Regions from separate parts of the Homo sapiens genome. Here region 2 is linked to region 1. Evidence: chromatin loops called from intact Hi-C (ENCODE). Cell type or tissue: heart left ventricle. All regions are shown on one strand.

Evidence for each region. Hi-C counts contacts between places; a loop is a spot of excess contacts. Peaks named below come from ENCODE experiments on the same cell type or tissue, not always from the same donor. Only the 100,000 strongest peaks of a DNase experiment are listed, where the experiment ranks them.
Region 2: it touches region 1 in a loop (6-fold over the local background); 38 of 110 quality-filtered maps call a loop at or near these places.

Annotation. Positions count from the first base shown.
Region 1 is chr1:89,759,118-89,767,117 of GRCh38, forward strand. No RefSeq gene overlaps it. Among named protein-coding and RNA genes, the nearest start is that of LRRC8D, 58 kb to the right of the region's middle. RefSeq lists an enhancer at 3,617-4,117. In heart left ventricle, a CTCF peak has its summit at 4,036 (motif pointing left); DNase peaks (open chromatin) are centred at 4,014 and 4,466; H3K4me3 peaks cover 1,419 bases; H3K27ac peaks cover 1,675 bases.
Region 2 is chr1:89,596,060-89,604,059 of GRCh38, forward strand. It overlaps LRRC8B (leucine rich repeat containing 8 VRAC subunit B), which reads left to right. Exons shown (of 6, transcript NM_001369817.2): 6 at 1-1,802. Among named protein-coding and RNA genes, the nearest start is that of LRRC8C-DT, 33 kb to the right of the region's middle. RefSeq lists enhancers at 2,144-2,660, 4,708-4,957. In heart left ventricle, CTCF peaks have their summits at 3,201 (motif pointing left) and 3,404; no DNase peak of the experiment used is centred here; H3K27ac peaks cover 442 bases.

The sequences.
Region 1 (8,000 bases):
AGAGGAATTGAGTTCACTTCATCTGGTGTTAACTGAAATAAGAGTTAATGTGCCAAATATCTTCATCAGTGACTAAAACTAAGACCACAGATTAGAGTGCCAAAGGGTGTAACTAGAAGGAAGTGTCAGCATTGCAGAAAAGAATGCAAAACCAGGAGGATCTCATGTGAAGGGCTGGCTGCCTAATGGATAAGAAATATGGCCAGAACACAAGGAAGGAGACTGGCGAGTAATAAAGCTGAATTTAAAGGCTCTCAACAAAGCCACCTTCTCTTGCAGGATTACCACTCCTCCTGCTGCTCTCAGGACAATTCCTGAGCGCGCTGGTGAGAGGCTATGTTCAATCATCCCCAGGGTCCTTCAGCTCTTCCTTCCCTGTTGAAGTAGAAATGAAGATCAATTTTACTTAAGTAAACATTTGGTTCTCACAGCCATAAGAGAGAAAGTTCGGTTCTCAGAGAAGTACGTACAACTTACTTCTCTTAAGACAGCTCCGTTTTCCTAAAGACAGTTTATGAACCCCCAAGAACCTACAATGTTCCCTGGAGCCAGTTTAAAGTGTTGAGTCCTCTCTGGTTCTAGGATTCTAGAAGGATCAAAGTTTATTAACAAATCATATAGCAACTACGACTGCCCAACTTTTCCACACAGTTTCTTCTCCGTAACCAGATCATGTTAATGTAATTACTATCAAAATTTAAATAAGTTTTTTTCATAGACATAGACAAGCTTACTCTAAAATTTATATGGAAAGGGAAAGACCCAAGAATTGCAAAAAACAAAAAAAAAAAAAAAAAAAAAAAAACTTTAAAAACAAGAATAAAGTGGGAAGAATCACGCTTCCAAATGTTAAGGCCCTATATATAAGTGCTGTATCCAAACAGTATGGTATTGGTAGAGGGAACAGGCAAAGCAATCAATCAGTGGAACAGAATAGAGAACACAGATATAGACCCACTCAAAATTCCCATTAATTTTAGACAAAGAAGTAAAAGCAATGCAATAGAGGAGAAACAGCCTTTTCAATAAATGGTGCTGGAGCAATTGGACCTAAACCAATACCAAAATTAACTCAAAATGGATAATTGACTAAAACATAAACATACAACTATATAAGAGAAAAATCTTTGGGGTGTAGGACTAAGCAAAGTTCTTAGACTTGACACCAAAAGCATGAGCCATAAGAAGAAAAATTTATAAATTGGATCTCATCAAAATTAAAAACTTCTGTGAAAGACCTTGGACAAAGGATCAAAAGACAAATTACAGACAGGAAGAAAATATTTAGAAATTACATCTCTAAGAAAGGTCTTGAGTCTAAAATATATAAATAACTCTCAAAATTAAGAAAAGGACTGCTTTTGTTTGAATGTTTGTGTCTCTCCAAAACTCATATGTTGAGATCTAAACCCCAAGGTGATGGTATTAAGAGGTGGGACCTTTGGGAGGTGATTAGGTCATGAAATGGAGGGCTCATGAGTGAGAACAGTGCCCTTATAAAGGAGCCCAAGGGAGCTTATCTTCCCTTTTCACTTAGTGAGGACGCAGGGGAAAAGAACTGTTCTAGGAAACAGGAAGTGAGCACTCACCAGAAACCAAATCCAATCTTGGACTTCCAGCCTCCAGAACTGTGAGAATTAAATTGCTGTTGTTTATAAGTCATCCAGTTTACAGTGTTTTGTTATAGCAGCCTGAGCAAGCCAGACAAGGGCCCAAGGCCTCCATCAGCACCACGTTTTATGATATGTGTTCTGTGAACCATCTGACTTCGGATCTTAGAGGAGGAGGTAGCAGAGGGATTGGTAAAATGCCGATTCCCATGGACTGCTCCAGAAATTCTGATTCCATAGATTTGGGCAGGACCTGAGAAATCTGCATTTAAAACAAACTCCTTGAGAGACTTTTTTTATTATTATTAAAGTTTGAGAACTCCCACCATGGCCCAATCTACCAAATTATAAAGGAAGAGCATGCTGGGCATGGTGGCTCATGCCTGTAATCCCAGCACTTTAGGAGGCTGAGGCGGGTAGATCACTTGAGATCAGGAGTTCGAGACCAGCCTGGCCAACATCGTGAAACCCCATCTCTACTAATAATACAAAAATTAGCTGGGTGTGGTGGTACGCGCCTATAATCCCAGCTGCTTGGGAAGCTGAGGCAGGAGAATTGCTTGAACCCAGGAGGCAGAGCTTGCAGTGAGCTGAGATCGCACCACTGCACTCCAGCCTGGGCAACAGAGTGAGAGTCCATCTCAAACAAACAAACAAAAAAGAAGAGCAGCATTAGAAAGAAAACCTGTACTGGGACAGTTGTGCCCTAAAGGGGCAAGCAAAAAGAAAGGGAATAAAGACTAGCAACAACCCAGAAGTGCTGTGAACAACAGTTTCTAAGAAGTGACCATTCTCTGTATTTATTAGGATGTGAAAGAAATGAAGTTCCCTCTCTCACACACACATTCGAGAATACAAGTCTGAGGAGAACCTGCTCTGGGTGAAGAATTTTTTTTATAATTCTCATATTCATGCTCAAGGAGCATGCACTCCTAGGCATATATTCACAAGGGGCTATGAGAGCCCTGGAGAGACCAGGTACTCTGAGGGTAGGACACATACTTTAGCAACTTGGGGGACACATTCTCAAGCTGAAATGGTGTCTCTGGAGCCCATACGAGTTGTGCCTGTGGGGGCCCCACAGACAGGGACCCTTGGCATTGCTGATAATTGAAGGGTCTGCCACAGAGGTCTCTAACATGACTTTCTACCACCATCTTTCCTGCTCACTTGCACATCAATAGACACACAGGTATATTGAGCAGCAGCTCTTCCTCACCTTGTCATCAAACAGTCTGTTTCTGCCTTCACCATTTTGCATCTGACCTTTCACAGGTAGCAAGAGAAGAGTCTAAGGAGCAGCAGGCAACGTGCTGAAGTGCAGAGCCAGGTCAAGGCTGGGTTTGTCTGAGCAGCTGGTGAGTAAGAGAGCTGTGACCAGGGCTCTGAGAAATATGGACAGGGGCCAGCCTGACAAAGACAACAAAGAACTGCCCAGGGGAAGGTGAAGAAGGTAACTGTCAACCCTTCAAAAAGTGAAATGGCGTTAGTAAGATGAAGGCCAGCCCATAAGAGATGCCAGCCAAGATGGAATAATGCGCAGATTTTCATCTAAGGGTGGGAATGACCTGTCGGCCTGATCCAGGCACACTGGCTTCTGAGATTCCCTTCCTAGCCCTGCCCACACACCCCCCACCCGACGCCCTTTCCCCAGCCTAGGTCCCTGAGTTTCTCATTCGTTGCTCACTTGTGTCTATTGTATGTCTTCTTCGTCAAAATCGAGCAGGGACTAATTAGCGGTGAAAGCAGAGACTCCAGCTCATTTCCGTTCACCTCATTATTTGTTTCTCTTTTGGGCTGAAGCCAAACAACAATCAAACATTAACATTCCCCCTGCAGAGCGGGCACACGGACACATGGGAGCATGTTACACACACCACACCCTCACAGCGTGCACACATGCACATGCACACACACACACCTGCTCCACTGCTATTCGGCTGTGCGAGGTCTCTGCGGCCCCGCTGTCTCCGGGCATCTAGGGTAACATCTCTTTCCATTTCAGACCTGGGACTGGTCTGAAACTGTATAATGGAATGGCCCTGGGCAAGCAGGGAAAGGACGTTGGGAATTTCCGGAAGCACAATCCCCCTGGCCAGCACTGGTGTTAATTAAGGGCGCTGCTGGTGTTTTGCAGGCAGCTGTTTCCTCCTCCGGCCCTCCTGTTCCCCGGGCCGCCTGGGCACCGGCGCCTGCACTCTGGCATTCATTGCTCTACCGTAAGCCTTGTTTCTAGCCGTTTTCAATCAAGTGGGAGACTGTCCAAATTTCCGTCTCAATGAAAATCAACTGTTCTAAATCTAAGCTCCCATTAAGCGTTCCAGGGGCTGGCCTGACTTGGAATTTAAGCAGCAGCGCAGCCCTCCCTGGAGTGAGCGGCGGCCGGGGCTCCAGATAAGGCGGGCCTGCCTCCTAGTGGCCAAGGTGCTGCAGGGCAGCTCTGAGGGCTGGAGGGCTGCGCAGCCGCCACCCGAGGACACGGGGAGGAGGCACAGTAAGAGAATCCTTAGAGCCTAACGCCCCCTTCTCCGTCGCTCTCGAGCCGCTCCAGTCCCCAAGTCCCATCCCCTTTCCTTCCCCGACATCTCTCCTCGTTGCCTCACTCTGGCTCCGTCGAACTGCAGTGGTCTGTTAGCTGGACTCTATCTCCAGCTTCTGTATCGAATCCATGCACCTCGCTGCCAATTCGTCTTCCGGACGCTCGTTGTCAGTCCTCTGTGATCTCTAATTAAGGCTCTGCTGAGTCTCCTCTTTATCTATAGGGAGAATCCTCAAGCGGGGAGACACACCCTTCCTGCAGAGGCGTATCGCCAGCCACGACAAGGCGAGCCGCGTTTCTCCCCACACTCCCCAAAAAGGCGATGACCCTCCCCAGGCCGCGCTCACGCTGAACCCCTGTTGCTGAGCTGCAGTTCCTGGAGGTGTCCTGTCCTCAAATGTGGGGATGCGGGGAAAAGATTAAGAAGGTAAAAGTTCAAACCAGGCAAAAGTTCAAACCTCTTGGCACTCCACAATGTGGCCTCAAGCTTCCCTTCTAGCTTTAGTGCTAGAGTAGAATGAAATGAAGGGTTGGAATGCCAGGTGTGCTACGTTTTAGTCATGGAACTGTATGAAAGGTTCTAAATTCTAAATGTCTTTACAGGGTTGTCATGGAGACTAAAAGAGGTCGCCGGAGTATCAAATTTAGCACAATGCTTGCCACATAGTGAATGTTCAATAAATGGCAGCTGTCATTTTCCTTCCCCCGTTAGAAAGACAACTGGTTTGCTCACAGTTCTGATACCGGCCTTGAACTGAACTTTCCATCTCTGCACCTCGGCTTTTGACACCCTATTTGCCTGGAGCGTCCACTATCACCACTTTGGTTAAAGCTACTGTCACCTCCTGCAATAGACTAATTCATCTCCCTGCTCCTGCCCACAGTTATTTTTAATCTAGCCACCAGAATTTTTTTAAGTGTAAATCAGATTATGTCACTCATCTGCTCAAACCCCTATTGTAGCTCCCTATTTCACTCGGTGTAAAAGCCAAAGCACTCACCATGTCCTGGAGGCCCTACATGATCTGGCTCTTTTCCCCCTTCATGTTATTTCCCATACCTTTCTCCCTTGTTCACTCTGTTTCTTCCACAATGACCAATTGCTTTTGCTGGAAAGCACCAGCAATTTATTAATAGCCTTTGTGTTGGCTTTTCCCTCTACCTAGAATATTTTCCTCACATACCTGCATAGCTCTTTCGCTTACTTTTTCATGACTTTGTTCAGTTGTCACCTTCAAAAAAAAAAAAAAAAAAAAAAAGCCAGCCAGGCATGGCGGCTCATACCTGTAATCTCAGCACTTTGAGAGGTGAAGGCAGCAGACAGCTTGGGCCCAGGAGTTCCAGACCAGCCTGGGCAACACGGCAAAACCCCATCTCTACAAAAAATACAAAATATATTTTTCGTAGAGGACGGTGGCACACACCTATAGTCCTAGCTACTTGGGAGGCAGGAGGACTGCTTGAGCCTGGGAGGTTGAGGCTGCAGTGTGAGCCATGATCATGCCACTGCACTCCAGCCTGGGCAACAGAGCAAGACCCTGTCAAAAAAACAAATAAATAAAAGCCAATCCTGACCACATATTTAAAATTTCAAACTGCTCTACTTTCCCCCAGTACTTCCAATCCCCTTTATCTTGCCCAACTTCTCCTTTTCCATAGCACATACCATATTCCTTACTACCTTCTAAAATAATATATATAACAAAGCCAACCATTGGCAAATAAATCTCTCATAATTTGCTGATGGGAGTGTAACTTGGTACAACTACTTTGGAAATCTTTTAGAGAGTATCTACTAAAGCTAAAAATACTTTATTTTACTCTTGTATATAAATCCAACAAATTGCAAATCCAACAAAAAGGAGTACTTTTTGTCAGATTTATTTTGGTCGGTTCTGTAAATATAATATGTTATATAATATATAATAAGATATATACTTATATATTAGTCACCTACTCATATAGCTATATAATCATATAATTTATGATCTAATCATATCACATATAATAATCTTAATTACTTTAATCATTTCACTAAACTAGGAACAACCCAAATGTCAATCTACAGTAAAATGAATAAATTTTGATTTTTTTCAAACAATAAGTACACAGCACTAAAAAATAAGTTATTCATGGTATTCATTAACAACATGAATGAGTCCAGAATCTAATATTGAGCAAGAGAAGTTGGAAACCAAAAAGTACCTCCTATATGATTTAATTGATTTGAAGTTCAAGAAAGGCAAGACTTCAATGATAGAAGTCAGAATAGAGCTACTTATTTCTCTAATTGGGATATAACCTAATCTTTCTGAAAACAGGGAGAATATTCATCTTGCAGGACTGCTGTGAAAATTGCAGATAATATATATCTAACATCTAGTACCAAGTTCCTAGCACAGAATATTTGCTAACGAAATTATTGTTTGTATTCATGTGTGTTCTTAATTCATGTTAGTTTGATAATTGCTAAGTAAAAAGATAGTTTTACTCAACCCAAAGGTTCTGGTTGCATCTGCCATTTGTTGCCACCCAATAGCCATATCCCTTTTATTCCTTACTAATAAAATCCATATTCTTTCTCAGGACAGCTATGTGCCCAGTCCTGAAAGATAAAGCATGACAAGTCTAAGCCAATCAACAAACTCTCATACCCTTTTGCCAGATATTCACTTTCCCAACTCCTCCTTGCAGCTAGGGGTGCCCATGTGCCCAGTTTTGGCCAATGAGATTTAAAGAGCAATTCTGATAGGTAATTGCTTAGGAAAGATTTCTCCTCTTTACTGAAAAGAGATAGACACACACTATCTAGCTGCCTCCTGTTTTCTGCCTTTGAACAAATGATTCCCAGAGCTGTGACAATCATATTTTTACCTTAAGAATCGTAAAGATAGTGACAGAGTCCTAAAATAACAGAGTTATCAGTCACCTACCTTCAGACTTTTTGTTCTAAGAGTTAATTATCTTTATTATTTAAGCCACCATTAGTTAACTATTATGTTACATGTAGCTGAAATCATTCCTAACTGTGACTGTTCCCTTATAAATTACTAGTGTACAAAAGAGAATCATAAACTGATAAGACATCTTACTGGGCTCTCTTTAATTTTCCCAGTGTCTTCATGGTCCTTTTTTCGTAAGTCTCTTCCTTACCCGTTTACTAAAATGTCATTTTCTAGTCAAACATCTTTCAATGGCATATGAACTCACTAATAAGACCAATAACTTTCCAAAGGCCTTTAGGGCTAAGACATACATTTAAAACTCAGGGAAATTCTACACCGTTGCTGACTCCTGTTGGAGGTTGACCAACTGCTAAACTCTGACAGTAACACATATTAACCTGCATTTGCCCACAAGCACACCAGTGTGCCAATTCTGTAAATGTAAATACACTGTGAGCAGGTGGTCCATCCAAGCAGGGCTCATTCCTGGTTGGCAAGGCAAATTACTATGATGTTAATGAAGTTCTAGGACCCCTCCCTTTCATGAGCCCTTTTCATGCTTGGGGCCCGAGAAATGTGTTCCCATAGTCATAAGCTTTTGTAAAACTTGGGAGCTATGTTAACTACAATCGGTTAAGACCTCTGTCTCTTTCCTCTCCAGCTTACCCTCTGTTACACTTGCTCTTCTGTAGGGTGGTCTTTTTGTTTGTTTGTTTTGGAGACGGAGTCTCGCTCTGTCACCCAAGCTGGCATGCAGTGTCATGATCTCAGCTCACGGCAACCTCCGCCTCCGGGTTTCAAGTGATTCCCCTGCTTCAGCCTCCCAAGTAGCTGGAATTACAGGCACGCACCACCACACCCAGTTAATTTTTTTTGTTATTATATTTTTAGTAGAAACGGGGTTTC
Region 2 (8,000 bases), 160 kb before region 1:
TTTTTTTCAAAATTGCAGGAGGTTGTAGATTAAATTAAGTATGATAGCACGTTTTTTAATTCATTAATCATGAAGTGCTCTGTTCCCTAAGTTATGACATTTAGAAGAAATCACATGCTCAACCTTAATCTGAGAACCTAAGTGTTTTTGAGCATTCCAGTAAAGGAGTAGTGTTCTTTTCCTAACTTACATCAGGGTACATCTGTGTGGCACACAGATACTATCTTTTCATTCTTCACTCCCAGTCTTAATTTCTTTCCCCTGTATGTCACTGTATTTTATGTCACTTCACATTGTGTTAAACAGGGTAAATAGAGATCCTCAGTATCTCAGTGCTGTGGCATAGCTCCAATAGGTGTGCTGTGGTGCACTGCAGTGATGTATTTGCATAACATTGTTTGATAGTGAAAAATTTTTTTTCGGTTCAAGTGTTTTGTGATTAAAATTTTATGTTTAATTAAAATATTGCATAATATTGATGGGTTCAAAAACCATTAAAATAATCAAACAATTATTCTGTGCCCTTAACATTATTTTCTTGTGTTTTCAATAAAATTTTCTTTTCATCTTTCCATCTTCACATTCTCTTAGCATCATCCTATGCACATAAGGTATGTTGTTTTCCTTCTCCACTCACCTACCGCACTAAATTTGATCAGCAATTGTACAGTAACAGAATATATTTGTGCCAGAAGATTTGCAATGATATTTGAGCATGTATTTATTTAGGAGGAAGCCAGTGCCTGTAATTATGTCTCATTGAGTAGTTTTACTTTGCCCATCCTGCAGTATTTAGAGCTGATCTGTACCCAAAGCAGGACAATGTAACTGTAGATCTGCTTTGTTTTCAGTAACTGTACATTGCATCAGAATCTGTTTATTTCTATCTGGAAACAGACAGAATGGTGGGGGAGGGAAGGAGTTATTTTGCATCCTAGTTTGTATTATGAAGTCATCATATATATATTTGAAATAGTATAAGCTAATTACTGTTGCAGAATGCCCTCGATATAATTATTTCTTTTCAGCTGGATGTGAAAAGCTGAAGCAGTGAAAACCTGCAGTCTTATTTCACTGGTTTCCTTCTGTTTCTTGTCCATCACTTCTGTATCCACAGGGAGCTATCTACTACATACCTTTGGTAACAGGCTACATTCTCTTCAGATTTTTTATATGAATAATTTCATCAGCACTAAAGCATTAACATAGAATAATGAGCCAAAGTACTGAGTCGAGATGGCTTTCAGTTGAGTTTAATTTCATATTTAACTTTTGCATTTAACTTGTATAATACACTACTGCTGAGAAAAACAATTATGAATGCCTTCTGCATGTTGTACATTATCTCTAACAGAGATGGTGCAATTTTAAGAATACAAAGGGGTATAGAGTTAGAATGGATGTGTTCGTGCATATATATGTTGTATTTAAATATTAATGTTTACAAGAAGATTTTTTTTAAATTCTTCAAATACTTCACTTAGTGAAATAATGGGCCAATCTGGAATAGAGACATTTTATTTGGTTAGTGCAAGAGTGAAAGCTAGCATTTGTTAACCTTCACATATTTATCTGTGTACAATTGTTTTTGCTTCTGGTAATGAATTATTAGAAAATGGAAGATTTTGTTCAATGTTTTTGGCCCTCAGGTTTACTGTGTAAATCTGCATTTTTGGTGGTAAATCCCTTTGCCACAGATTCAGTAGCTTTTGGTAAACTTCACTGTTTTTAAAGTACCTTTTGTGTAAAATAAAGATCCAATTTTTATAACAAATGGCAAATAAAAACAGTAAATGCTGGAAGAAGTTGACTGTACTAATTTTAACCAAGTTCCAAAAGTGATTCCCTCTCTCTTCTCATGCTTCCTTGTACTGTCGTACTGTTATTCACCAAATAATAGATTTCAGATTTACATGTGAATCTTACAACAATGGTATGAGTTTTCAAAATATGCTACCATGGCCACAAAATAACAAGCACCTGAAAAGAGCTGCGTGGATCCTAGAATACATGGGTTGCGGGGGGTAGTAGATCTCTCATGAGTGGGCCCGTCTTTCCTTGGAATTCATCAGGGACAGATGTTCATAGAACGCCTCATCTCTCTCCTTTCTTCTTGGTGCCTGTTTCTCCATTTCCTGTTTAACACTGAATTGTGAACCAGGTAAGCAAAAGCTAAAGAACTGCAAGACAGGCAATTCTGAGATGGTTTAGTCAAAGGTGAAAAAATTGAATTACTGGATAAAATAAGTACATGATAGTTTGAACTTTTCGATAGAAAACAGCCTCTCTCGGTCTCTTACATGCACACACACACACAGTTTCAGGACCACATTAGAAGGCTGATAGCCAGAATTTTGCTGGAATATATATAGACTGAATCAGATTATGAAGGAAAGTAACTTAGTTGTTCCCTGGCCATATTCTCTGAAAATGCAGTAAGTCATTCAAGAAAGGCTTCCCCCATCTCTAAGTGGTTCAGGAATGGGAAGTCTATTGAAATGAAGTGAGTGCCTGCCTCCAGGCATTAGCAGCCTTTCAGGGACTGCTAGGTGCTTTGAGATGCTGAAGTTATATGCTAACAGTCTGCCCAGCAGTGACATGGCCCCCTAAACACAGCAATAACTGTGGCTTCATGTACTTCAGCATTCACTTCCACATTTCAAAATGGCTTTTTGAAAAAGTGGTAAAGGGCTCAACTGGAAGGGAGAGACTCCGGTGCTGTTGAGGGCAAGGTTCCATTCTCTGGAGCGGCAACTTTTGTTATGGTTTGTTTCCTTCTCTGTTCCCACCTGGTGTTTTGTCACCCTCATTCCTGAGGTCTAGGGAAAAGCAGTTTATCCAAAATGCACAAAGCCAGACCTCAAACTCAAGTCCCATATTTACATAAGATCCTACATCGACATGCTAAAGAAGGATCAGAAAAGGCCACTTTAATATGCGTAGTCTTTTTAAAATGCAAATCTCTTTCTTTATCCCATGTTATCTCATCTTCCCCTAGACTCGAGTTATGTCTTTCTGCCTCCTAAATAGCAGAGATTCTATAGAGCTGCCTGTTAGCTCTTGAGATTTTCAAATTATTTCCTTATGATAAATACCTTCCATTTTGGAGCCCTTTGTATTCCTATAGGGCTCAATCCACATCATTTTTTTTACTCTCTACCTCCCTCTGCTGCTGAGAGGAGAAAATGTCAAATAGAAGCATGCCACCAACACCCATCTGTAGGTTAATATAACTCCAGATTCTTTCTTTTGGAAAAAAAGATTCATGCCTATCTTACTTACCTGCAAAGCCATCACAGATTCTCTCTGCTTTCCTTTAACACCAAACCTTCTGGTCAGCCCTATTTCCTCACTGAGTATTCACTTTTCAACCCACTTCTGTCCAGCTCTCCACATGTCCCAGTTTCTGCCCCTCCTGGTAATTTCTCTTACACAGATTACCAATCGCTTATTTGCCAAGAGCAGTGACTTCTCAGTCCTAGCCTCTGTAGGTAGAGTAGAAATGCTTTTTTAGGTTTATCAACATTTGTAAATCTTGGCCAACCTTCTTCCTCATGGAGCGTGGGCCTCACAATTGCAGGTGTAAAAGATTTACAAAGTTATGAATCAGCACTGACCCTGCAATTACTGTTTTGGAGCCTAGCCTCTCCTTCCTGATATGGTCCTTAAACCACAGCATCCAGTTTCTTGCTCCTATACTCAGTTTCTCCTTGCCTTCCCTTGCCTTTATCAAATGCAGCCCCCACGGTAAGATCTTGAGGATTCATTGGCCCTCACTTAATATCAGTAACTGTACCTCAAATGAGATGCACATAGCCCCATGCAGTTCCTGGCACCAAGATCAGACCATACCGTGTGGGCACCCTGGGCAGGTAAGTGTGTGGTACCCCTTTAAAAGAACATGCTTAGAATGTTTATTCAACATGTTTTTGGTAGAAATGGGAAAACTGGCGTTCTGTTGGAAAAAACAATCATGAACATTTTAACTATCTTTGTATTCCTTTTTCCAAAACTAAAACTCTATCTAGCAAGAATGAGAAAGAGTTTAAAGATAATTTAGCAGAAAGACAAGTGGGCCTAGGGGCTGTAGGGAATATGAGGTTTTACAGCTCACGGCATTTCTGTCGAATATCCCCAATCGACAATCAGTCTCCCGGGCCTTGTGAGCAGGCCTGTCAGCTGCTAAGTCTCCCTTCTTGTTCCCTTTCAAAGCATCCTACTCTCTTTGTCCCGCACCCTTATCCCTCCCAGATCTCACTCCCTCCAACCACTTTTGTGGGCTCTTGCTCTCTTTCGCTTGCTCTAGGATTGTGCTGCTCGGCATTGCCCCAACCACCATACTCCAAGCTTACGTATCCTCACCTATTACTAACTCCCATCTTCAAGAATATGAAATACCTATTATTCCAAGGATGATGCTTTAGCTTGTTCTCACCAAAATACATGTCTCCCAGTTATCAAGATTCTCTGTTTCTAGAAGGTAGTTTCTTGCCACAGTTTCAAATTTAAAATAAGAGACTTATTCCTTATGTTGAATGGGAAAAGGGCCAAGTTTCATTTGTTAGGCTGCTAACATAAGGAATTACATGTGGAAACCTGAGTTAACTGGCACCAAATTTCCAATTACTCCAATGACATGTAGTTACTCCTTGTAAATTAATACCCCAGGCACCTGTTTAAGTGCACTTACCCTTAGTTCAGCACAGCCTAGCATGTGAGTACCTTGGATATGGCCATGACTATTTTCTTCTCAACAGGAATGAACGAGTTACCATTGTGGTGTGAAAAACTGTTTCTCCCTTGAAATGCTTCTCAGTCATTAAGGAGTAGGTGGGAAGGTTTCCCTTCTGGAGTTTCTGAAACTGCACCACTAGTGGGGGACTAAACACCACCTGTGTGAAGGGAGTTTCCTTCTAGTCTTTCCCTGAGCTTGGGTTGGATTCACACCCTTGTCTGTAGTAATGCATAGAGAAACTTCTCAGATCCTCAAGGGGAGAAAAGAACAGTTCTCTTTTTCAAGTGGATCAAACCACACTTTTCATAATAGATTGAGCCTTTCTCTGGCAGTTGTTCTGTGAAAAGGGAAAGCCTAAAGAAGTAGCCACGTGAAGAATTGATGCAACACGCATTAAGTGGCCTGAGGAAAATCTGCTTGGCTTGTGATATCAGAGCAGCACAATGCATGTCGGGAACCTCACTGGTGGCTTCAAATTGAGAAAAGAGAATAATCTAACTATTTAGTTCCTGATCCTTGAGTTTGGAGAGCATCACTGTAGGAAGAAGTATTGAGGTGGTATATGACAATAACTTTATTTTGCACCTCCTGTGTGCCAGGCAGTCTGCTAGGTTTTCCATGTGTACTCTCTCAATCCAGCCAACAACCCTATTTGGTATGTTGTTCTGATTTTACAGGTGAGAAAGAAGACTTTCAAATTATTACCATCCCAAGGTCTCATGACTGCTGAGAACAGGAACCATATTCAACCTACAGGTCTGCATAGCCTGTTTCTACAGAGATTAGCTGAACATTAAACATCAACTTTATCCTCTCATAACCACCTTGGAGTTTTGAAAACTCTGGTTTTCAGAGCTCAGTGGTCTCGTCCAGTCTGCTTTGATCCTAGTGCTTCCTCCTGCTCTATAGCTATCCTAGTTTCTATCTCCTCAGCCATAGTCACTTCCTGTATGTTTTATTTTCCTCCTCATCCTCTAATGTAATTCTGGATTCAGAGATCTTCCCAATGAGAAGAAACCATGGAGAATTTGCTGAGAAGGAAGGGTTAAGTGGCTTGTTGGAGATCACAGCCCCAGTGATTTAGGAAGATGGTACCATGATCTGTGCATGCCCCCGTTGAGTGCTCTTTTCACCCTACTGTGCTGGCTCTGAAGAGCACAGATAATCCGCATTTCACCAAAGACTAGTGGAAGAGCCAGATCAGCACCCATGTCTCCCACCTAACTCTAGAATCTGTGTATTCTCTAATAAGCTGCATTCATTTTAGTTGTAATCTGCATCTTAATGATAATCCCTTCCCATGCACAGTGCATCACTGTACCAGAGAACTTTAGGCCATTTTTCCCATTTCACATATAAGCAAACTGGGCTCTGAAAGAGACACCTTCAGTGGTTACCATTATTGGGAACTACTAAAGCACCTGCCATGAGCTTTATAAATATCATTAATCCTTAAAGCATATCAAGTAGGCATTACCTCTATTTTACAGGTTCAGGTAGCTTAACTAACATACTAGATTATATAGCTAGCATAGCACATGGAAGAGTCAGGTTTTAAACTGGGGACTCCATAGCACCATAGACTCTACTTTTTGTATACTATGCACTGCCATGGTCATATGGCTAGTAAGTGGTAGGGTTGTGAGCACACTCTAGGATTTTAACATCTAATTCAGTATTCTGTTCTTTATAATGTGCAGGCTCTGAATATTCTGAATGTTGAAAAAGATTGATACACATGTAGACATGTGCATGCCTACACACAGAGTTTTAAACATTTTAGTATAATTTCTTCCAAATAACCCATTTATTTATAAACTTTGATTATTTTGAAAGTGCATAGTTTATATTTTAATGTTTTAACCTAAATCTACATTTGCTGTCATTAGAAGAATGGAGTGTCATGCTGGATTTCTGACCCTGTGGGTGATGTTGGATAATGACCCCAACCTCTTAAAAAGAGTTGTTAACATTTAGTGTTTTTTGTTTCAGTTTGCAAATGAGGCTCACGTCAGTTTGGGTTTTATTAGAGAATGGAAGTTCCAGTTTAACTCCCTGAGAGTGCTGATTTATTATAGGAAAATGCTGGCAAACATTTTAGACTTACAAAATGACTTCTAATCACAGTTCAGGCTAAATTTGTTCTTCTGCTGATTTAGAATGTTGGAGAGTGAGAAGAGTGAGGAGGAGGGACAAGTTAGGCTGTCCTTATTGAATTCATGCCACGTTCCAGATAAGAAGCTGCCTTCCTTGCCCTGGAAGATGCTGTGACCCTGGCTTTGCCTTCTGGCTGAATGCACTACGAAGCAGGAAGAAAGCTTCAACCCCAGCTCTAACAATCCACTGCCATTTAACACTGGTTCACTTGGCATTTCCCCTGAGGTTCTTCAAAACGCTAGCCCTTTGAAATGTTTGTCATGTCAGGTCCACGTGAGTCACCTGCTCAGGTGTCCCCAAGGCCCGTTACACAGTGGGACTGTGGCTCTAAGGGGTCCCAGGCCCTCTCCACTGAGCTCTTCTATGAAAGGAAGATGACTTACCAAACGACCTTACTGGGACTTTGCACTATTTTTAAATTTTCTTCTAGAAGATGAAAGAAATTAGCTCTTCTCCCTTTTTCTTTCTCTCTGGTAGTGAGTATAATAATTTCTCCTGATGAACAGAGTGTCCATGGAGAATTTTTTCATGCTGGAAATAAGGCAGATGGCTTGGGTGTTGTCTCAGATCATCAGTAAAGGCCCCAGCTAAGTTAATGACTAGAAGGGCCTGGAAGAAATTAACATGCTTCTCAGGGTAAGCTGTGGCTTGGGGAAGTTGGTGAGGATGCTGGAGGATGTCTGACAGAGGGAGAGAAAATAGGGTTCTTTTGACTTCTGGGCTTCAGCACTAGCCCTCGTGATCCTGCCATTTCCAGTGTGATCTGCAGTGTGATCTGCATGCACAGGGTAGCAGCCTAACTGAGCCTTGTGAGTGGGTGGGCTTGGATGCTCGCTAGCTGGCCTTCCAACTCCAATATTCTGATCTACATAAAATGCTGAGTGAGTGGGAAGTGTTGATCATGTTTAATACTGAGTAATTTTCTTAAGAACTTGAGTATGTCATACATTTCTTTTTTCAGCTTTGGAAATGATTCACTTTTATGACACATGAATAAGACTTTTATTCACTAAAGAACCTCAAGCATAATAGCAAGTGAAGGAGGATGGAATTATCTTAAAGGGCTGTTCTGCAGTGCCTCCCCGTCAGGAGAGCCAAGTAGACAGTG